Linked DNA regions of Mus musculus: all the other regions are linked to region 1. A link is a loop called in an ENCODE intact Hi-C map of the cell type or tissue named here. Cell type or tissue: heart. All regions are shown on one strand.

What was found. A loop is a pair of places that touch in the nucleus more often than their neighbours do. Peaks named below come from ENCODE experiments on the same cell type or tissue, not always from the same donor. Only the 100,000 strongest peaks of a DNase experiment are listed, where the experiment ranks them.
Region 2: a loop joins it to region 1, with 4 times the contacts of the local background. A loop is called at or near these places in 7 of 42 quality-filtered maps.
Region 3: it touches region 1 in a loop (2.1-fold over the local background); 3 of 42 quality-filtered maps call a loop at or near these places.

The regions. Positions count from the first base shown.
Region 1 is chr6:94,459,902-94,467,901 of GRCm38, forward strand. No RefSeq gene overlaps it. Among named protein-coding and RNA genes, the nearest start is that of Slc25a26, 36 kb to the right of the region's middle. In heart, CTCF peaks have their summits at 4,931 (motif pointing left) and 6,784 (motif pointing right); no DNase peak of the experiment used is centred here; H3K4me3 peaks cover 431 bases; H3K27ac peaks cover 1,246 bases.
Region 2 is chr6:94,283,324-94,291,323 of GRCm38, forward strand. It overlaps Magi1 (membrane associated guanylate kinase, WW and PDZ domain containing 1), which reads right to left and starts at 594. Exons shown (of 24, transcript NM_001029850.4): 1 at 1-594. It overlaps Gm31661 (a long non-coding RNA gene), which reads left to right and starts at 598. Exons shown (of 5, transcript XR_377886.4): 1 at 598-1,606; 2 at 3,599-3,740; 3 at 4,456-4,615; 4 at 6,243-6,355. In heart, CTCF peaks have their summits at 531, 1,408 and 4,268 (motif pointing right); DNase peaks (open chromatin) are centred at 548 and 1,278; H3K4me3 peaks cover 1,953 bases; H3K27ac peaks cover 2,101 bases.
Region 3 is chr6:94,410,079-94,418,078 of GRCm38, forward strand. It overlaps the pseudogene Gm7825. Among named protein-coding and RNA genes, the nearest start is that of Slc25a26, 86 kb to the right of the region's middle. In heart, no CTCF peak of the experiment used is centred here; a DNase peak (open chromatin) is centred at 4,023; H3K4me3 peaks cover 685 bases; H3K27ac peaks cover 1,922 bases.

The sequences.
Region 1 (8,000 bases):
CATCGATCCTTGCATGACCCCTGCTTTTAGGCTTCCATACACTGACTCTGAACTGGATCCTCAAATTGACTGTCGTAACTACATTTCTATTATTGTGTTGGAAGAAAGAGTTTGTTTTGGTTTATAGCTCCAGAGCTCACAGTGGTAGAGAAGGCATGTCAGAAGGAGCTGTAAATTAGAGGATCACATCTCAACTGCACACAGGAAGCAGAGATGAACAGAAGTGGGTAAGGCTATCAACTCTCAAAGCCCACCCCTAAGGACATTGTTCATCCTTCAGCAAGACCACACCTCCTTAAAGTTCCATAGCCTCCCCAAACAGGGCTACCAACTGGGGACCATGTATTTCAGTGCATGAACCTATGAGGGACATTTTTTCATTTGAACCATCACACAGACCCAGATCACAGACCCTAAAATATACAATCACTCTTGCTTTGACACCGTTCTCTTCATCTTTATCCTACTACTCACACTCTCACTGTTCCTGATTTCCAACCTGACTCCATTTACCCTATACCTGCTCCTCAGCATCCCCCAAAGCTCACTGTCTTCATAACCTTGACTCTCAACCTGACCCTGACCCTCATAATGATTCTATTATCATAACCTAATCACCACTAAACCTAGTTTGAACATGAAATGTTATATACTTGTGTTATATTCCTTATAATTTACAATAGAAATACACTCTTGAAAAGTATATGTAATTCCAAACTTGCTTGTACTTGTACCCTGTATTTTCAAATACATTCTTTTGATTTGCGTGAATATATCAAAGTAAAAATATACTTGAGAAGAATATTTTGTTGTTGTTTTTACTTGCCTCAGATATAGCCTCAGTTAATTCTGGCAGTTAATAAGATGTGTGTGTGTGTGTGTGTGTGAGAGAGAGAGAGAGAGAGAGAGAGAGAGAGAGAGAGAGCAATGCCTTGTTTCTTCCATATTTTCCCAGTCTATTTACAGAGATACAATTTTCAGAGATCTTTTTTTTTTTTAAACTGACAATATGTAACTGTATGGAGCTTAGAGTTTTCTAACTTGATCTGACTCAAAGGAAAAAATGTACTTCAGATGAATGTGAGTTTCTGAGGGAATCATATTTAAAATCATATCAAACCTATATGCGTCTTGGTTGAAGCAAACAAACGTAGTATTGAGAAACTCGGCACCAATGCAAACAAGCTGTCTTACACGTTTCTCTCAAATAGCTCACTGCTTCTTAGATTAAACTGACATGAGCATAAGCATACACACAGAAGACTGTGTGTATCATTCATCTCCAAGGTACACCTTACAGGGAGAGGCACAAAGGATGAAGAGTCGAAGCAGTGGCATTGGAAGGATCCACGTTAGTATAAACAAGCTCAGATTCAAACATTCCTCATGAAAAGAACTCCTGCCAGACTTGGTGGAGCATACCTTTAATTCCAGCACCCAGAGGCAGAGGCAAGAGGATCTCTGTGAGTTCAAGGTCAGCCAGGTGTACACAGTGAGATCCAGAACATTCAGAACTGCATATAGAGAGAGCCTGTCTCATATGTCAACAACAACAACAACATCATCATCATCATCACCATCAACAACAACAACAACAACAACACAAAATTCCTTATTGCTTCTTGAAGCGAAGTAAGATGAATGTAAGAACAGCATGTGCCCATCTAAAGGGCTTAGTCTTCCTTCAGGGTTGGACTATTCACATCTCCCAGTCTTATATTAGAGTCCTAACCTATAATCTGATGACAGGGCCTGTAGGAATGAATGGGACTAGAGAACTTCTAAGAGGAGGCAGAATGCTTGCTTCCCCTCTCTGGTCTCTACCATTTAAGTCATCAGTAAACAAGGATGCTAGTTCTGCTGGGACCTTGATCTTGGGCTTCCCAGTCTCCAGAACGATAAATGACAAATGCCAGTTGTTGAAGCCAGCCAGTTGATGCTGTTCTCTTGCAAGAACCAGGCTGAACCAGTAGAGCACAAAAGAGTGAAGCTAAGAAGCAGTAATGAGAAGAAATTGTACAGTATCACTGAGCTCAGGTCACACCTGGCTTTTAAAGCTTTGCTCAGAGACAAACAACATACAGCTAAACAAATCACATATCAAAGGCACATTCTCACAGAAAAGAAGCAACTAAACACAATCTTAATCTATTCTTTATTCTTAAAATGCCAACGAATTAACAAAATATGTAAATCTCTCTGGCTCATAATGCATATGCATTTGGATTGACCTTTTCAGAGCTTTTAATTAATAAGATGAATGCTCATAAAAACATAGCTGGGCAGTTTGAAACTTCCTGTCCTCTAGGAAAAGAATTAGAGATAGTGGTTGACATATTTTTTTTTCTCAGTACAGGATTACTGATATAATGTCTGACCTTCTGTTTAAGCATTTTTAAAGCTGTGTAGTCCATTAATGTAACATGACATATACTGTTTTACTAAGTATACTAACAACTATATGTTAACATTGTAGTTTATATTGTTACTTATGTTTATATATTTATATATGCCTTAATGCATGCAAAGAGAATATATCCTTTACTATATATATATAAATTAGAATGGGACTTTTCTTTTCTTTTCTTTTCTATTCTTTTTTTTTAAGATAGCATCTCATTAAGTAGCTGTCCTAGAATTTGCTGTGTAGATCTAGGTGGCCTCAAACTCACAGCAATCCACCTGCTTCTGCTTCCCTAGAGCTGGGATTTAAAGGTGTGCGCCATTGTCAGGTCTGGCAGAATGGAGACCTTTTGTGTAAAATGACTCATGATTTTGGCTGGTAGCACAACAGTCAATGGACATTCCCTTTTGTCACCAAGGCGGATGCCTCCTGCAGATCTCCAGCCATCGCATTAGGAAGTCCCTTTGATAACCTTGACCTAAATGTTCTTGTTCAAAATTTAAGATGCCGCCACAGGTAGCTCACCCTCAAAATACAGATAACATCCAGCAAATGAGGTCAATTGAGAAGACTAACACCATCATCTTCACAGGCACTGACAGCTCACAGGACGGGGTGGGAGAGGAATTTTACGTGTGTTTTATTTTTATTTGTTTAGTAGATATTAGCTCTTTCATACATTGCTCTGATAAAAGCAACCCAAGCGAGGGCTTATTTGGTTTCCTGGCTTGAAGTTAGTACAGAATGGCAGGGAAGCACGGTGGTGGGCGCACAAGGCAGTTGGTCACATTGCTCCCAGAGTCGGAAAGCAGAGGAAGGAAAAGTAGATGCTCAGTTGACTGTCCCTTTCACTCAGCCCCAATGGGGACCCTGGCCGATGAACTAGCGCCACCGTATTTAGGGTAAATGGTCCCACCTCAACTAACCTAAGGTAGAAAATCCCTCAAAGACATGGTCAGAGGATGCTCCCTTCAGCAATGCTCAATCCTGTCAAATTGACAATCCATAGTAATCGTCACAGCATAGTAGACCAAGCTGAGCACATTCCAACACAAAGCTGGGTCCAATCTTAAAAACAACAACAACAACAACAACAACAACAACAACAAAACAAAACTTATACATTGCACGAAAAATGAAAATCTTTACCACTGTGCTGAGACAGCAATCTTAATCTAGATAGACACTCCTATGATCACATCCACAAGGCTTGCAGAATCAATCCACTGTTAATGGGCAGTAAGTAAATTGTCCCTAATTTGGTTTGAGATGATACTTAGATCTCAGGAATATCTGAGTAATGATGCCAAAACACTGGAAAGTGGGAGCTGAACAAAAATTCTTCAAGTTGTCAGCATCAGGCAGAGATAAACATCGGATGGACACTGGCAGCCTAATTTTAAATCTCCATGCCACAAGTGTGACCCAAAGCATGCCCTACTTGCCAGGCAGAGTCTTGATAAAGCTCCACAGTGGGCCGCCAATGAGAAGGAAGAAGTCTATGACTTCTAACTGCCAGCCAATGGGCTTCATACAATGCCTTTTATGTTTGTTGGGTGTTAGTTCCCAGGGGTCACTGCCTTTTCTCTTCCCGGGAGAGCTAAGCTAATCTGACTATAGAGTGGAAGGGGTGGCTTGGCTTTGTGGAAATCGGGGAAGTTCCCACTAGTCCCTCTAATGATGCGGACGTCCACTTGACTATAACCACTGTTGGATATTTTGACACAGAAGCTTAGGGTTATCATCCTCTGCAGCCCTCAATCTGAGACAGAAGTAAGGGAGCTTGCAGAACCTCTTGATTCCCCTGTCACCAAGCTGTACCTTCAGTTTTCCTGTCTGTTTCTGGGACTCTCAAGCTGTACGTGGGAGACTTCCTTTTCTGAAGGAGCAGGCAGCTGAACCCTCTGGGATCTACCTGGGGCTTCTCTTTCCTGCCTCTTTGCTGCCTTGGAGCTGGACAACATTGCAATACATCTACCTACCCATTTAACTACACCTTTTAGCCAGTGACCTAGTAATGGCTTGCAAGTTTAATGCACCCTAAAACATTTGCAATTGTGTGTGTATGTGTGTTACCCTCTCACTGCTCCTCAAAAGACCCTGGCCAGCGTGCAGGGGTGCCATTCTTAAGGCGACTGCTTGCACCTCCTCCACAGTATCAGAGAGTACAGTCCTGCTGTTGCTAGGAAACGCACTACAATCCCTAGACCCCGTCATGTGTGCTTTGCAGAAAAGAGCCCAGCTGGACCCTTGAGTGTGCAGAGACTATTCCAGGTACTTTGCTGCCAAACTGTTGTTCTCTGTGATCTGTATGGGGCTTCTGGCAGCCTTGAGGATGCCTGCTGCGGCGGCTTGCGGTGAATCGGGGATTAGCTGGAGATCTGTTGCATTCCTCTCCTTCCTCCCAAAGAAGAAGGATCTCAGCTTCCTCAAAAAGCTGGATTCCCTCCCACCCCGTTCCTTTAAATAAGTGCTTTTGTGCCTGTCCAGGCCCTTGGGATGTGCATGCGTGCTCAGTGTCTCCACCTGCTGGTACTTAGTTAAGCTTTGCTGTGTAATGTTAGAATACGAAAAATAAAAAATTGGGATATAGCTAAAAGAGCAGTTGAGGATTTGGCAGGAAGAAATAACAGTGGTTTGGTGACAAAAGGAGATGCTCATGAATAAAATAACAGTTGTCTTACCTGTAAGGCAAATCATTTATTCCTTATCCATATAGTGGTAAAGGCTTATTACTATGCAATATTTGTAGGAATTTAGTCATGTGCACAGAAAAATGTAAACATTGAGAAGGAGGCAGGCATGAAGGTGCACATCTGTAATCCCAGTGTGTGAAGGCAGGGCTTCAAGATCTTCTACTGTAGAGCAGGCTCTACTATGCCAGCCTGGGCTAAGTGAGACCTTGTCTCAAAAAACAAGGCAAACATACAAAGTTCTCAGTATAGTGCCCTGCTCAGAGAGCTGTATTTCTGCAGCTTAGATCTGGCACTACTCACAGCTACATTAATAGTCTGTCTAGCTGAGAATTAGTGTGCACACCTTTGATCCCAGCACGGGGGAAACAGAAGCAGGAAGATCTCTGAGTCTAAGGCCAGCCTTGTCTACAGAGTGAGTTCCAGGGCACCAAACAGTAAGGCTTGTCTCAAAAACCAAAACCAAACATATTGAAAATTAGTGTCTTTCACTGAGTAGTCAATCAGTTCTCTAGAAGTAAGAGGCAGTTGTCTGGAGAACCTTAAAATCATTCAGCTTGTGTGTGGTAGGAATGTGTCTCCCTGGGGCTGGGCAGACAGCTCAGTGGTTAAGGCTAAGAGGGAGTGCTGCTCTTCTTAGTTTGTTTCTCAGTATCCACACACAGCTGCCTGTAAACCCAGCTCCAGGGGATCCAGTGCTCTCTCCTAGAATCCACGGGTACCTGAACACATATGTACACGCACCCACACTCAGACGAACACATATACATGTAATTTAAAATAAAATAATTTAAAAAAAAAAGAATTTGCCTCATGTTGTTTTACCTTTTCAAGGGGGTGGGGGGCAGTGGCAGTTTGGCCAGGTGAGTCCCGCAGTTCCTGTATACTTGACTGAATGGCTTTTGCCAGGCCCAGGGTCAGATTCCCAGGAGCTCACCTGTGGGTGCTGTTGCGTGGATCGCTAGCTGAATGGAAGGAGAACTCAGGGTGGTGGGAACTGCAAGCTGTCTCCATACGAAAGTGTCAGAATCTATTTATTATAAAGTTCATCTTCTGTGAGGAGACTTAGCAAGGGCCTTCAGGTATGAGGGCGTGTGCCTAGATAAGATGTGGGGGGGGGGCCAAATATATAATTGGTTATCTTGTATATATACAACAGATGATGAAATGATAACCTAAAGTTTTAAAACTTAGCTATAAAGAATAATTAACTACCAGTAAATAAGAAATTAAATTTATCTTGTAGACGAGCTGCAATAACTTTAAAAATCAATAGAAAATCATTAGAAATTCTGTTGTACCCAGTATAATAAACTCTTTACTTTAACTATTGTCTCATATGGGAGCGATTGCTATTTCTTTTTTCTTTTTCTGTAGACATAAGTGACACCTAGAGGATGGAGAGTTCAAGAACATGTCAGTTATTTTTCACAAAGCATTATTTCCTATCCATTAACATTTTGAGGTGGCAAACACAAATATACACATATTGTCATCAAAAGATATTTGCATATTTTGTGAATTCACTGATTTTAAGAAACAAGACTCAGTTAAAAGTATGGCTTATGAATAGTTATACCTATATATGTTTACTAAGAATGCACCTTAACTTTGTTTAGATTTAAATTTTTATTTGTATTTTATGTGTATGGGTGTTTTGCCTTCATGTACATCTCTGCATTGCATGTGTGCAGTACCAGACGAGGCCAGAAGAGGGCGTTGGGTCCTCTGAGACTAGAGTCAGCCACCATTTGTGCTGGGAATCATTTTGGAAGATCAGCTCTTAGCTGCTGTGTGGGGAGCTGTTTTGTGCTTCTCTGAAGCAGAGAGAGAGAGAGGGAGAGAGAGAGAGAAAGAGAGAGAGAGAAAGAGAGAGAGAGAGAGATAGAGAGAGAGAGAGGAGAAGGAGGAGGAGGAGAGGGAGGGGGAGGAGGAGAGGGAGGGGGAGGGGAAGGAGGGCCTGTTGGCAGATTTCCTGGCCTCTGTGGCATGGAATGATAAGATAAGAGGAGGTGAACCTGGGGCTCAAGGCTGGGGCTGAAGAGTCTATTGACCTTGGTGGAAAGAACAGAGCGTTTTGGGATGGGAAGGAATGTCTTGTGTACATTTTAGCAAATTGTTTCTGTTAGCTTGTGGCTTTGTTTCTCATGATACTGTAAAGTATCTAAAGCCTAAGAAAATTAAACTCGAGGCTGCCGCAGTAGTGACTAGACAGCCCTCCTGATTTCTAACCTCTGTCTCGGAGTCTTCTTTTCCATCTTTCCTATAATCCTCCTCACTCCCCAGTCAGGGGACTGTTTGACTTAGTACCTGCCAGGCCCGTGCATGGTTGAGCGAAGTGTATTTAAGAGTATGTTCCCAGAGAAATACTTTTTTAATGGCTCTGCTCTCCTCTGCTTCCGTTTCTCTCCGTTTACTGAGGAGCAATACAAAGTTTCGTTGTTGTTGCTGCTGTTGTTATTGTTGTTGGTGCGCTACAGCTTTACAGCTGCCATTAAGTCCAGCTCCAGAGAATCTGACGTCTGACTTCCCTTAGAATGATCTTTTCCCCAGGATCTTATCCATTTGCCCAAACTTGTGTATGTAAGATTTATGTGAGAAGAAGAACCCCACAAAGTAGAAACTTGCGTTCATGTCAGTTGTGGTTTCTTCCCACGGAGGAAAGGAAGACAACGATAATCTAAGGTATGTGTGTGCCCAAAATGTGTTTACATTTGTACATTGTTCTTGGAATTTTTTATTCATAGTCAAAATGAATAAAGTTGAAAATTGTATGAAGATAAAGATACAAGAGCAAAGACGGAGTCAAGCTTAGATTTAGATGTCAATCCCACCACCCTGCACCCCCCCCCCCCCCGGGGTACTACAACATTCTTTTTTTTTTTTTAATTAGATTTTTTTCT
Region 2 (8,000 bases), 180 kb before region 1:
ATGAGTTACAGCCCCTCCTCGAAAACAAAATTCAAATTAAAGAAAAAAAGAAAAAGAAAAGAAAACTGCTAAAACGAGAGACAGGTGCCCCCACAGCACGAGCCCCCGGAGCGGCGGGCTCACGGGAGAAGCATCTCTCGGAGCGCGGGAGCGAGCTACTCGAGCCTCCTCGCCCGACTCTCTCGCGCTCTCAAGCCATCATAAAACAAACTTTCCGGGCTCCGTGAAGAGCCCTGCACGGGCGCCCGCGAGCTTTGTTTGCATTCCGGTGCCTCCGGGTCCGCGTTCCGGCGCCGACCGCGCTCCCGGGACCAGAGTCCACTCCGGCGCCGCCCGGGCCCGCTCTCCGCTCCGCGGCTCTCTCCACACACGCCGCGCCTGCTCCGCGCCGGCCGGCCGCTCCTCAGCGCGAGGGAAGCCCTTTCCAAGCTAGTTGCCGGGAGCCCTGGAGACGCGACGGCGCGGGGCGGGGGTGAGGGGACGCGAGGGAAGTGGCCGCGGCCCCTTTAAGCAGATACAAAGGCTCGGCTTGTTTTGTTACAGTTCATTCTACTCCGCGCGGCGGAGCGCAGCGGCCGGCTGGAGAGGAGACGCGCGCGCATGCGCCCGGCGGCCGCCCGCGGGCAGGCCCGCCCCACCCCTCCTCCTGGAAGGGAGAGATTCCAACGCGCCTCCCGCGGGGTCCTAGGGCCGACCCTTCATTGACGCCAACTTGCTCCTCTCCCTGCACCCCTAGAATTCCTCCTCTTGCAGTGTGGTCGGCTCAGCCAGAGCCTTTTGGGGGAACACGTGTGCTTGCCCGACTCCAGCTCTCGAACTTTTGGAACACAGAGAATTTGGCTTTGGTGTTTGCAAATCGTTTCAAACAGGTGGGGGCTGGGAGACCAATTCAGCGCGGGGCTCACACTCTTGCTGCCTACCCGGGTCCCTCCTCGTCCTCCGCTAGTGCCTGGCCACGCCATCGCTCACGCGCCTTCCGCCACATTTCCGCGCCTGCTCCCCGCCCAGGGGTTCAAGTCCACATGCGGAGCCTGGCTCTTGTCTCTGTGACCCTGAGGACCCGAATCAACAAGACCCACACACCCTCTGCATCCCTGTCCGCGCCCACCAAACGCACCTACACATACGCTCCCATCGTTAAACTTTGGGGCCAACTTTTTAGGACAAGGAAAAAACTGCCAGCGAGCGAGAAAAGCCAAAGCTAGCGTGGCCTTTTTACCTAAGACTTCTCGCTGGCCTCTCATTGTCCTTCCAGCAAAGGGGGCGGCGGTGGCCAGCCCCCTTTGGCTTCTAGGAGAGCCGAGAAACCTAAGCACTGCTTTGGGGAGTAAAGATCACCGCAGGGTGCGGGTCCTGCACAAGCGTGGGCGAGCCGGCCACCTCGGAATTCGCCGCCCAGAGGCGGGGTCCAGTAATCGGGGCACTGGTGAGGCCGGGACAGAAAGAACAGCCCCCACCGCCAAGAAGCCAGTGCAGTGGTGGCCCTAGCGGTTTTGTTTATTTTTCAGTGGTTTCCAATGAGTTCCTCTTTGGTCACGGACTTGAGAATCTACTAGATAAAAGGAGCTGAGTTGGAGCCACTCAGAGAGATGAGGATGTCACTGAGGTGGGTCGAGAGGATAGGTCTGAAGTTCAGATTCCGCAGGCATCTTAAGTACAACATTAAGTGAAGACCTTCCACTTGCCAAGGCTGGAGGAATACAATCACTCCCACCCCCACCCCCACCCCCTCCTCCACCCCCACCCCCACCCCACCCCACCTCACACACAGAGTTGTTAGAAATAATACATAGGCACTGGAAACTTGCAAAGTAAATAATTTATGGTGGCATATAAAATTTCACAGTCTGATAACTGGGGGGGGGGGGGGTGTCAGAGTCCTTAGTGGTTGGGGTTGTAATCCCCTCTCTAGAACATAAGCATACATTTAAGCTCTTCAAGCCCTGTTTCTAGAGAGCTATTCTAAGTTAATAAGAATGAGGGCCTGGCGTTTTACATCTGTAATCCTGGTACTTGTGAGGCTGAGGCATGGGGACCAAGAATTCAAGGCAAAGTCTAGGAGAGGATGGCCTGGGCTCCCTAAGACTGGCTACACACAAAAAACCGTCTTGCTCCTGATTATTTGAAAAGGTGAAAGGAATTTCATGTCTCTGGTGTTTTGTTGTTGTTTTTTTTTTTTTTGGTTTTGTTTTTGGGGGATTGGTTGGTTGTGTTTTCCCCCAAGTGGTGATAGTGGTGTTGGGGGAGGGGGGCTGCTTTTTGGTTTTGTTGGTTTTGGTTTTACTGAGGTCAAATGAGCAGTCCCTTCAAACCTAACTGCCAAACCCTAACAGAGATCTAGCCATCAGCATCTCTAGGATGTTTTAATTTGCTTTTTGTTGCTATAATAAAACACTAACCAAAACCGACTTAGTCAAAAAGGGTCTATTTGAACTTAGAGCTCAGGAATGCACCTTACTGGTTTGCTTCTCCTGGATTGCTCAGCTGCCTTTCTTCTACATCCTAGGTCCACATGCCCAAGGATGGCACCCACCACAGTGGCCTGGGTCCTCCTGCAACAGCCAGCAATCAAGAGAATGCCCTATAGGCATAGCTACTCCCCAGGTCCGCTACCATGCTCTTTCTCCAGCTGTGTCTAGGTTTTCCTCAGGTTGACAAAAACTTCACTAGCAGAACCCACCACTCTTTGTCAACCATTACTGTTAAACTGTAACCTTCCCTGCCTTTGTACCCAAGATGCCATTATAATATTGATACAGCAATATAAAATAGATTTTCAAAGTCCCATGTCTTCAAATTTTGTAGCATTTTACAAGTTCAAGGGCTCTTTTTTTTTTAAAGATTTATTTATTTATTTATTATATGTAAGTACACTGTAGCTGTCTTCAGACACCCCAGAATAGGGCATCAGATCTCATTAGGGATGGTTGTGAGCCACCATGTGGTTGCTGGGATTTGAACTTTCGACCTTCAGAAGAGCAGTTGGCACTCTTAACTACTGAGCCATCTCTCCAGCCCAGTTCAAGGGCTCTTAATAAATCCAGTCTCTTAACTGTAAAGTGAAATCTCTTCTGTAATGTCAAATCCTTCCAGATGAATAAATCTCACTTTTTTTTTTTACTATTTTGTGTTGGTCCATATTCATATAACTATCCTTCACTTGTGTGATAGATTGAATGCCTATTTTTCTGTCTTTGAGACTAGGTCTGACTCATTCTGCAGCCCAAGAAGACCTCAAACCCTCACTCTTGCTTCCCCTCTTACTGCTGGATCATGTACCACTAAGGATTCCATTAAGTTGTGTTGCTATACAACACTAAAGACCTCAGATTTAGCATCTTGATCCCTATGTATTTTTTGTCACGGTCCCATTGGGAGGGTAAACATATGACATGCTTCTCTGGAGTATGCACTACAGGAAGGCATTTGGATTCCTGGCATACTCCCAGTCACGAGTACCTGACTCCTAATACTTCAGGAGTCCTCATGTATGTGCAAAGGCCTCTCTGCAAAAATGTACATTTTAAAATGTTTGAGACACATTTATAGTCACTGGTAGTCTTGACCTTGTGTTTCTTCTTATCACTTCATTTTCTAGTAAGACCTATTTGCCAATAATTCCCTTACCCACATAGAACTGGTGTCCCTCGCTTCCTGACTTCACTCGTACCCTCAGCTGGAGCATGCCAAGGAATCTACACAGCCAGACTTCCATAATTCCTCCCAGTGCTACTGAAAAGGTAGAGAGGATTGGAATTTAGACCAGTTCCCTTCTTCTATTGTGTTTGGGTGGGGATTGGGTTGGTTTGGTTTTTGAGATAGAATCTCACTATTTAGCTCTGGATAGCCTAAAACGTATTTTATAAATGATGCTGGCCTCAAACGTCTATAATTCCACCAGCCTCTGGCTCGCATATGCTGGGATTAAAGCCATGGAGGGTGGTTTTTTTTGTTTTGTTTTGTTTGCTGTTGATTGTGTTTGGAGATTTTAGTCTAAAGGCTTTGTTTTGAGACAGTCTCAGGTAACCAAGCCTAGCCTTGAACTTTCTATATTGCCAAGGGTTGCATAGAACTCCTGATTGTCCTTGTCTCTGCTTCTACCTGATATACACACATACATACATATGCACAAACATACATACATATAAACAAACATACATATACACATACAGTTTCAATTTTGTTTGTTTTATGTGTAAGAAAGTTTTTGCCTGACTATTTGCCTGTGTGCCACTTGAATGCCTAGTGCCTACAGAGGCCAGTAGAGGGCATCAGAGCCCCTGGAACTGGAGGTACAGACACTGTGACTTACCCTGTGGGTGCTGGGACTCAAACCCTGGCCCTTTGGAAAGCAGGCAGGGCTCTTAGTTGCTTCACCATCTCTTGAGCACAAACACATAGACAGCTAGATTTTTCCAGTGCTGGAATTCAAACATCAGGCATTGTGTGTACTAGGAAAGAGTTCTACCTGCCGTCTATTGCTCCAGCCCATTCTTCAGGTTATGAGTGTGGAATGACCCCAAAGAAAAAAGACTTGAGAGCCGTGAAGACAGCACAGAGGGAACACAAGAAAAAAACTGCGACTTCCTGAGCAGTCAGAGTTGGAATTTCCCAGGTACTGAGTTTGTTGTGTGCCTTCTGGTCCTTCTCAGCCACTCTCACATGGTCTCATTCCCAGGCCCACAGTGGATGCAACTTCATGGCCAAAATTACATCTCTGATATCCAACTTTGAATTCTCCTTCCCAAAACCAGTAAGGCCTGGGAGACTCTTTAACATATCCAAGTTGAGCTGCCAGCATGAGGCACAGTCTAGGCCACCTCTGGACCACAGCTTCTATATAATGACCCTGACAAAATACTTCCCAGAAGACTTTGATAGTCCCAGCAGAGCAAAGATTTCACTTTATTGATTCTGGTCTCTTCCAACTCTTCGGCTCCAGCTGACCAGAACCACAGATTCTTAATTCAAGGTAGCACATAAAACCATATGATAAAGCCTTTAACCCCCTCTGAAACTTCACAAGCCATACCCTCATTGTCTACACTTGCCCTGGCATTCCTATCTTTGGAGCTCCCACAGAGCAGCCTACTGAGCTGAGCTCTCAATACTCAGTGGCTTTTCCAGGCCAAAGCTCAGATGCTCCCTTAATTGTTCCCAAAACCCACGGTCAGGTCTGCCACAGTAATACCCCCATGACCTGCTACAAATGTCTGTCTTAGGGTTTCTACCTTGATCAAAAGCAACACAGGGAAGAAAGGGTTTATATCAGCTTACAACCTAAGGGTTTATATCAGCGTACAACCTATATGAGCTTACAACAGTGCTGATAGAAGTGAAAGCAAGAACACAGCAGGGCTGGGATTGGAAGTCAAGAGCTGATGAAGAAGCCATGCAAGAGTGCTGCTTGCTTACTGGCTTGCTCTTTATGACTTGCTCAGCCTGTGTTACAGCACCCAGGACTACAAGCCCAGAAGTGGCACCACTCACAGTGAACTGGACCCTCCCACACCAATCATCAATGAAGAAAATGTACCACAGGCTTGCCTACAGGCTAACTGGTGGGGACATTTTTTTTCATTGACTCTTCTGAAACAAATCTAGCTTGTGTCCGGTTGACATAAAACTAGCCAGCATAAGTAGGAACCTTTGTTGAATGTATTTATGAATGAAGAGCCAAAGTAAAATATTAAATCATATGATACAAAATAAAGACAATTTAGAGTTGATGGCTAAAAACCAAAATATTTGAAGATTGTTTTTTAGGACAGGTCTATAGCTGCCACTTTTTAAAGTATATTTCCCTTGATCAGATGTGAAGCACAGGGTCCACCATCCTAATGTTTCTTACTTGTGCCAGGAGTTTGGCAATACATTCTGCTGCACAGAGTGATGCTACAAATACCTGACTCTGAAACTTACTATGTATGCCAGGACAGTTACGGGTATTGTTACATTTAATTTCTATAGCAACCGAGTGAGGTGGGGATCACCAGAAATGATCTCAGTTTGACCATTAGGCGAAGTGAAGCAGGGACTGAACAACTTGCCTAAGAGTTTTGAAGTAACAAAGCTGGGTGTTACTCCAGAGGCACAACCCAAAGGCCATGTACCCCAAACACTTGGGGGTGAGAAGACAGATGCAGCATGTAGCATATTTAGGAAAAGTTTTGGTGGAAGGGTCGCCTGAATCTGCTTAATGTGTATGTTTGGTCCTCCCGTCTCTTCTTATCTGGCTGAAGGAACACAGTGTTCTGCTCTGGGGTGTGCATTTGAGCCATCAAGAAGATGAAGGGAAGGAAGATTTGTAAGCATTCCTACTGAACACAGAGACCAAGGACTGAATGCATTGCAGGTGATGTGCAAAGCAGTCTTATACTGTTGATACATAAGATGGTCAACGCTAAATTTGGGGGGTGGGGGGGGAGACTGGATCTCACTATGTATCCCTGGCTGGCCTGGAACTTTGAGATTAGGCCAGGCTAATCTCAAACTCAGAGTTCTACCTGCTTCTGCATATTGGCTACTGGGATGACAGCTAGGCATCCCGTGGCTCAGTCTCCTCTGAAAAATTTAGTATGTATGTGTGGGAATGTATATGTACCATATACACATGGCCCAGAGGCCAGAAGAGGGAACTGGAGCTCCTAGAGCTATAGTTACAGGGGGTTGTGAGATAAGAGTGTAGTGCTGAGCATCAAACCCAGGTCTTTTACAAGAGCAGTAAGGACTCATAACTGCTGAGCCATCTCTCCAGCCACAACCTCAAACTCTTATTTTGTTTGGTTTGATTGTGATTTTTGGTCTTTGTTTTTCTGATGGTTTGATTTGGGGTTTTGACTTGTTTTGATGTTTTTGAGACAGGGTTTCTCTACATAGCCCTTGCTGTCCTGGAACTTGTTTTGTAGACCAGGCTGGCCTAGAACTCAGAGATTTGCCTGTTTCTGTGTCCTGAGTGCTGGGATTAAAGGTGTGAGCCATAATACCCAGCTACCAACTATGAACTTTTAAAAGTATGTATGAGTGATTTTAATGGTTTTTATTTTTAGATTTATTTTTAGTATCTTATGTGTATGAATGTTTTGCCCTTCATGTGTGTAGTACCACGTGTGCTGGTGCTTGAGGAGGTGGTGAGCCTCCATGTGGGTGCTGGGAATCGAACCCAGGTCTTTTACAACAACAAGTGCTCTAAACCACTGAGCCAACTCTCCAGCCCCAACGTTGAACTCTCCCAATAAAACAAACTAGAATTGAACAAGAAGCTTGAACAACAAAACTCTCCATAAATTCAGATCCAACTTTTATATAACTTTTTGATAAGGAAGAACAAAACCATGAATACCGAGGATTCATTTCTTCAGCTTCCCCCTAATTTGTTACTTTCCAAAGTTTTGAGTTATGAAGAACGATAGTCATACTAACAGTCTGGGCTGAGAAAAGAGAAACCTCATTTATGGAATCTTCTCCATTAGGTTGACCTGTAGACACATCTTTGGGACATGTACTTAATTGCTAATTGATTTAGGGAGACCCAGCCCAGTTGGGTGGGGCCATCACTAGCAAGTAGGCCTGGACTGTATGAGAGAAGGAGCTGAGCAAACCAAAGAAAGCAAGCTAGAAAGCAGCGCTCTTCTGCCATCCCCGCCTCAGTCCCTGCCTCCAGGTTGAGTTCCTGCTGTTTGGAAAGAATATTCTGAGTGTCACCCAAAGAAAGTGAAATTAATCTAACAAAGCCGTTTCTTCTTGCGAAAAGGCTGGGCCATGACCTGAACCAGGCTAATAAGGGCACGGCTGGGTAAAATGTTCCCTTGGATTTGATTCTATCACAGAAGGAGACAGTTTCTAGAGAGTCAAGTCTCAGGAGTGTACAGAGCTTGAACAAGCAAGCATATGCACATAAGTTCCAGGATGAGGGACGCAGGCCATCGGTGGCCTAGCCAGCTTCTATAGAAAAACAAAACAAACGCTTATCATAATTGCCCCTCCTTGGTATACATTTT
Region 3 (8,000 bases), 50 kb before region 1:
TAATGAATGATCTTATATTGCCTAGGCTGTCTTTAAATTCATGGTTCTTCTACCTTGACTTTTTGAGAATTGGGATTATAAGTGTGAGTACCATGCCCAGTTACTTAGACAACATTTCATGGAGTCTGTTTCAGATTGCAGGAGCTGCTGGTGAGAAACTGTTCTCTCTCTCTCTCTCTCTCTCTCTCTCTCTCTCTCTGTGTGTGTGTGTGTGTGTGTGTGTATGATATCCCTTTGAGAGTGTGTATATATGTGTGCATGTGCTACATATAAGATATATCATGTGTACATATATACTGTGAGGAATATATGGTTTGTGCCCACTACTGTGCCATGTTCTTATAGTTTCTTCACTAATACAATTCTAGAAAACAGACTGCTAGTATCTGATTTTACAGATCAGGTAACTGTACCTTGGATGAAGTGAAGGAGCCTGGGTTGGGCCATTCATCCAGTGTGTGTTTACTGTATCTCTTTGAGCTGGGATACAATGTGGAGGACTGAACCATGTGGTAGTGATGTCGTATGTCTCTAATTCCTGTTGTCTCAACACTCATGGCAGAGAAATAATGTGAGCAGACTGGCCCTGTCCCCCGTTCTGCCTGCCAGCACCAAATAGCAAGTAGAGTGTGAACATGAGAAGCTATGCTGGGCTACTTGGCTCAGTGACAAGTAAGAAGGGAGATGACAAGAACAGAAGGTGTTAAGAGGCAGGTTGAGGTTCTATGTCATTGGCAGTGGCCATGGCCATGATACATTTAAAATGCATTACTTTCTGCTAGTTTAGGAATTACACAAAAACTTCCTGAACATGTTTCTTTGTATTCTTTTAGGCTTGGAATTGGATCCAAGGCCTTGCGCTTGCTTGAGATAGACCTCTGTTGCATTTAACACTGGTTTTTGAGAGTTCCATCACGCAGCCCTTGCTAGTCCATGCTGAGCCTCTATATGTCTTCCAGACTCTGTCCTTCTGCTGCTTTCTGTGTACAGGCTGAAAGTGGACCCCTGATAGGCACATAGAGCCATGGAAAGATGGACAGTTCCAAGTGCTCTGTGACAACCGGAAGGGCATTAGTGAAGAGTGTGGCAGCTTAAGGGGAGAGGAGGCCACCAGTGGAAAGCACAGGGGAAATGCCTGTACACAGAAAGCAGCAGTTCTTTGCCAGGTTTACTGAAGTTGAAGCTGAGCTGTAACAGGAGGCTCACATGACTGGCATCAATATTAAATTATGGAAGCATAGAGCTGCGAGCTATGGAGTCAATGATAGTAAGCCAATGGTAGACATGGTAGCTTGGCTACTTCTAATTGGACTAGATGCCTACTGTATACTCAGTTACATCTCAACTTCATGCACGTGTGCATTCATTCTCTCATTTCACTTAGTAAATACATTTTAGCTCTACATTTATAAATAAACCGTGTGTGTGTTTGTGTGTATGTGTGTGTGTGTGTGTGTGTGTGGGGGGGGGGGAGAGAGAGAGAGAGAGAGAGAGAGAGAGAGAGAGAGAGAGAGAGAGAGAGAGACAAAAAGCAATCTCTGCCCCTAAAGGAATCACTAACTGCTTGAAAAAATATGTAATCATATAAACCAAGATTGAGTGCTCTGGCAAGTCTAACTTTGATTCTGTGACACAGCATGGTCACCTACCAGCTTCATGCCTGAAAATGACTTAATTGGGTTAGGAAAAATTGCAAAACAATCATGTCTTAAGCATTCTTATGATTTTATATTGAGTCATATTTACAGCCTTCTTGGGACCCATGCAGCTCACAGGCAGCAGCTTAGACTGTGCTTTCCACTGGTGGCCTCCTCTCCCCTTAAGCTGCCACACTCTTCACTAATGCCCTTCCGGTTGTCCCAGAGCACTTGGGACTGTCCATCTTTCCATGGCTCTATGTGCCTATCAGGGGTCCACTTAGTCTAACATAGCAAGATCCTGTTTTAAACATTATATAGTGGTTTAATTTAAAAGTTAGTTCCTGGGTTGGGTGTGGTGGTACATGCCTTTAATGGCAGTACGTGGGAGGCAGAGGCAGGCGGATTTGTGAGTTCGAGGCTGGTCTGGTCTACAGAGTGAGTTCTGGGACTACATAAAGAGACACTGCCTCAAAAAAAAAAAGTTCCTTAACACCTTACCCACATAACCAATTAAATTGATGAAATTAGTTAAGAGATCATTCATTCTCTTGATGGCTGAGGGAACAGAAAACTTCTTTTCTGCCAGATACCACCATCTGGAGCAGTAACTGCTTTAAAAAGGCACAGCCATTTGCCATTGTCAAGAGAGTCGAGTAAGGGATGGAAAGCTACTCAAAGACGAACAGCATGACAGAGACCGTGCTGAACTTTGACTGCATCCTGTCTGAAGTGCAGCCTGTTGGTCTTTTTCATTTTGAAAGATGGAGGTTTACTCTATAGACCTCTAGGCTAGGCTGACCTTGAACGTGCAGCTGTTTGCTGACTCAGCATCGCAAGCACCTGGATTATAAGTGAACACCGGGGCACTTAAAAAAAAACCAAAAAACAAAAAAAAACTAAATTTAATTTATAGACTGTTGCTATATAGTCCAGACCTTGTAGTTGTGATTTTTCTACCTCAAACCTCGCAGGTATTGGATTTCTAGGCCTGACTTAGAGACATTTTTTTTTGTAAGGAAGGGTGTTGTTGCTGTATCAGTGGGATGGTACTGAATATCTTACAATAAGATCAACAAACTCCAAACAGAGTACCACTCAGAACAAAATGTCTAAGCATAGGACCTGAATTCAATGTAAAAATAGAACTTAGGTAAAATGGTTGGACGTGGTATCACACACTTGCTGTCCCAGCATGGGGAGGTAGAGACAGTTTACCCACCCTGGGGCTCACTGGAAAGCCAGCAAGGACTGTTTGGTGAGTTCCAGGTCAAGGAGAGACCTTGTCTCAAAAAAGAAAGTGGATGGCATCCGAGGAATTATACCCACCTCCGCCATAAATCCATGATCAATTTATAATGTATTCTGCAACACTGATAGGTGAACATAGCATAGAACAGGCTTCAGGTTTCAGGCTTCAGGCTTTGGTGCACTTGTGTATTAAAATGGATACTTGTTTAAGATGAGGGTAACCTGAGCCTCAGATTGAAGAGTTGTGCGCTTGGCTAGATGTTGACGTTCATTCTGATAGAGTTTCTTTAGATGTAGGTATTTCCCAGAACACACTCTGCTAAACACGGATCCGAGAGCACAACTTAGAAGCAGTGTGGCGCTGTCAGGTTTGAGCCTAGGTAAAGTCCAGAAATAGCCTCTGGAGGGGCACCATCTTGAGCCAGGAACACATCTCCTGGTGGAATTCCAGGCACCAGCAGTGGGCGGGGAGGTATTTTGGGCTGCACTGCTGGGGCCCTTCAGCATCTTGCTTCTCGCTGTGGTGGGTCTTGGGAAGCCAAATGCGAACCCCAGCTGGTTTCTGCTCTTGTCTCCTCTGACGAAAGCTGGTCTGAAAACAAGGTTACTGTTTCCAAGGCGCTGAAGGAGCTTTGGGGGTTTTATTGACATTCATTTTTATAGCTCTGAGGAGGTTATTTCTATCCTTTCTGTCAGTAATGTGAGATAAGTTGGAAAGAAAATGAGATTCCCCTGGGAGTATGCAGTTTAGCCAAGTCCCGTAATGTCATTGTGAACTCTGAAGAGATTTCTGGAGCCGGTCTGAGGGGCACCCTCGGAAGCTCTGTGTTGGGTCTATCTGTCTTCACTGCAGGCTCAGGATGTGAAACTGGTTTCTATGGCCTCACCCACTTCAGCCATCCTTCAGTCCCTCAAACCCTGGAGACCTCAGGCCCAGAGTGGGGGGTGGGGAGGGAGAGAAAAGAAGGGAGGGAGGGAGGGAGGGAGGGAGGGAAGGAGGGAGGGAGGGGAGAGAGAGAGAGAGAGAGAGAGAGAGAGAGAGAGAGAGAGAGAGAGGCAAATAGACCCACCTTGCAGCAACTTCAGCGTAGAGCTGGCTGGAGCCTCTGCTCCTGGCTGCCAGCATTGTTTGGCAGAACCGATCCTTAAAATAGCACAGCCTGGATGCCTTCTGCTGCAGGTTCCTACAGGGTTATGCCCCTTGTGTGGTTCTTCCGGACTTACTGTGCTTGGGAAGAGAAGGAACACAAAAGACATAGAGCTCTGAAGACACAGCATACTGTTCAGGCTCTGCCTCTCTGTCTTCCTGGCTTTGTTGCTCAAGACAGTCACTCAACCCTTGCTTAGAGGGCCGAGTGCTTCAAACTTGTCTATAAAACGGAAACAGTCTGAAACCAGTCTTGTGGAATCTAAGTGTGGAACCAGCTCTCTGATAAAGAATGGCATGGTTTTCCTCTATATACACAGACTGAATTCTCTTTAATACTAGTTATGACTTGGGTATTGTACTGGCTAGTTTTGTGTCAACTTGACACAGCTGGAGTTATCACAGAGAAAGGAGCTTCAGTTGAGGAAATGCCTCTATGAGATCCAACTGTAAGGCATTTTCTCAACTAGTGATCAAGGGGAAAAGGCCCCTTGTGCGTGATACCATCTCCGGGCTGGTAGTCTTGGGTTCTATAAGAGAGCAGGCTGAGCAAGCCAGGGGAAGCAAGCCAGTAAAGAACATCCCTCCATGGCCTCTGCATCAGCTCCTGCTTCCTGACCTGCTTGAGTTCCAGTCCTGACTTCCTTGGTGATGAACAGCAGTGTGGAAGTGTAAGCCAAATAAACCCTTTCCTCCCCAACTTGCGTCTTGGTCCTGATGTTTGTGCAGGAATAGAAACCCTGATTAAGACAGGTATCTTGGGGGCTGGTGAGATGGCTCAGTGGTTAAGAGCCCCGACTGCTCTTCCAAAGGTCCTGAGTTCAAATCCCAGCAACCACACGGTGGCTCACAACCATCTGTAACGAAATCTGACTCCCTCTTCTGGAGTGTCTGAAGACAGCTAAAGTGTACTTACATATAAATAAATAAATAAATAAATAAATAAGACAGGCATCTTAATATTGGGTATCTTGTAGTTGTTGTTGTTGTTGTGTGTCTGTTTTCCTTTTTGAGACAAGGTTCTACTATGCAGTTCTTGGACTCCCAGAGATCTACCTGCTTCTCTGTCCCAAGTGCTGGGATTGAAGGCATGCACCTCCCCCCCCCCCACACACACACCTGGCATGAGTTGGGCATTTTGATACAGCTCTTGGTTCCTGGAGTATCCTAGGCAGTAAGAGATACACGGTCACCTCACCATTTCCCTTCTTGACACGGATAGCTGTTGCCCCATCAGAAACCCCAGCAAAGCTGATGTCCACTTCACCCACCTGTGTGCCTTTACCTCCCCGAGCCCTCACCTACCCTTAGGCAATTCTTCAGTAAGTGGACAGATGAATGAATGAGAAACGCACTCACGTTACCACAGGTTTTGAGAATGCCTTTCTTTAGAGTTAAGAATTAATGTTTGCTAGAAATCAAAGAGCAACCAAACTAATAATATAACCTGAAAGCAATTATCAAATCTGGAAGTGTAGCCAGGTCTCAAGGGACCACATGCAACGCGAGACCTCAGCCCATACAGGTTAGCAGGTTTGCTTGCTCAACCTCTCTCTCCCTGCTCCTTTCCCCTCCCCTCTCCCCTCTTCTTTTTCCCCATCCCTGCTTTTGACCTCTTCCTCCCTGAAGTTAGTTTTGTCATCTTTACATTCCGACAAACTCCTATTTCTTATTTTATCTGAGGTCAGATCACCTCAGCCTGCCTTTCAATACATGGACTGTAGTATCATCATCACCACCACCATCATCATCACCACCAGCACCATCATCATCATCACCACCACCAGCAGCACCATTATTACTATTTTTGGTGCTAAGAATCCTACTTGGAGCTTTATAGGGTCCCTGTATTAATTTCTTTTATGTAACTGTAGCAATAGTATCAGAGAGAACAATTTATACAAGGAAGAGTTTCTTTGGGACCGCTGCTTCAAACGGCTCGATTAATAGTCCTGCTGGGACCCACTGATTTGGGGCCTGTGGAGAGGTCGACCAACCACCACAGCAGCAGACACATGTAAAGGAGAAGACTCTTTGCCTCACGGTGGACAGGGAGAAGAGAGGACAACAGGAGTGGAGTCATGGACTCCATGCTGAAGGACCCATCTCTTATAGTTTTAGTTGTGAGCCTAGCCTTCACTGGACAAGCCATCTCTCCAGCTCTACTTTAAGGATTTATGTATGCATTTTATGTATATGGGTGTTTTGTCTATATGTGCATCTGTACACCAGAAGAAGGCATTGGATCTCATGGGACTACAGTTAGAGCCACCATGTGCATGCTGGGAATTGAATTCAGGACACTTGGAAGCATAGCAGTGCCCTTACCTGCTGAGCCATCTTTCCAGCCCTGAATGACCCATGTCTGATTACCCACTTTATGGTGGTTTGAATGAGAATGGCCTCAACAGTCTCATATGTTTGAATTCTTGGCCCCCAGTTAGTGAAACTTTTTGAGAAAGATTAGAAGGTGTGATCTACCTTGGAGGGGTTTGTCACTACGTTATGAAAACCTATACCATTCACAATTAGTTCTCTTTTGCTGCCTCCGAGTTGTGAATAAGGATGTAAGTGTTTGGATGCAGCTCCAGTGCCATACCTGCCTGTCTGCCTCATATGGCTGTCTCCTGAGAGGCTCTGCCCCAAATGCAGAGGCAGATGCTCACAGCCAACCATTGGACTGAGCTTGGGGGTCCCTGATGGAGGAATTGGAGAAGGGACTGAAAGAGCTGAGGGGGCTTGCATCCCCATGGAGGGAGCAACAGTGTCAGACCTCCTGGAGCTGTGGGGAATGGAACACCAACCAAAGAGTACACATGGAGGGACTCATGGCTCTGGCTGCATATGTGGCAGAGGATAACCTGTTGGACATCAATGGGAGGAAAGGCCCTTGGGCCTAGGGTTGTTTGATGCCCCAGTGTAGGGAAATGTCAAGGCGGGAAGACAGGAGTGAGTGGGTGGGTGGGGGAGCACCCTCATAGAGGCAGGGGGATGGGATACGGGGTTTACAAAGGATACAGAGACCTGGAAAGGGGAAATGTAAATAAAAAAAATATCTTTAAAAAAAAAAAGAAAAAAAAAAAAGGCATGCTCCACACAGCTCCCATAATGCAGCTTGAGCAGCAGGGGTAAGGAACTCCTCACCCAAAAGGTGATAATCCAGTGTCTTAGTCAGAGTTACATTGTTGTGATGAAACACCATAACCAAAGCAAGTTGGGTAAAAATGGGTATATTTGGCTTATAGTTCCATATCATAGTCCATCATTATAGGAACTCAAATAGGACATGAACTTGGAGGCAGGGGCTGTTGGAGAGTCCATGAAGGAGCGTTTCATACTGCCTTGCTTTCTTATAGAACTCACTAGCACCACTTACAATGGGCAGGGCCCTTGCACATCAATCACTAATTAAGAAAATGCTTTGCAGGCTGGTGTACAGCCTGATCTTATGGAGGCATTTTCTTAATTGAGGTTCCCTCCTTCCAGATAATTTGTGTGAAGTTGACATAAACCTGGCCAATGCAATTGAACGCTTGTCAAGTTGACGCACAAACACATCACCATTAAGCTACAACATTGCTTTTCTTAGTCACCTCCAAGAACTCACATTAAAACATAATTTTAAAAATTGACAATCTTTAAAAATTCAAACACATTGGCTGTCCTTTGAGCAACAGTAACGCAAGATGGCAGCCACCACAGGCTCTGGAGGAAAAGTCCCTCGAAATTTCCGACTGTTGGAAGAGCTGGAAGAAGGCCAGAAAGGAGTAGGCGGCGGCACAGTTAGCTGGGTCTGGAGGAGGATGAGGACATGACACACTTACAAGATGGACAGGCATGATAATTGGGCCTCCACGAACAATATATGAAAACCGAATACACAGCCTTAAACTAGAATGCGGGCCTAAGCACCCAGAAGCACCCCCGTCTGTATGATTTGCAACAAGAGTCAATATGAGCTGTGT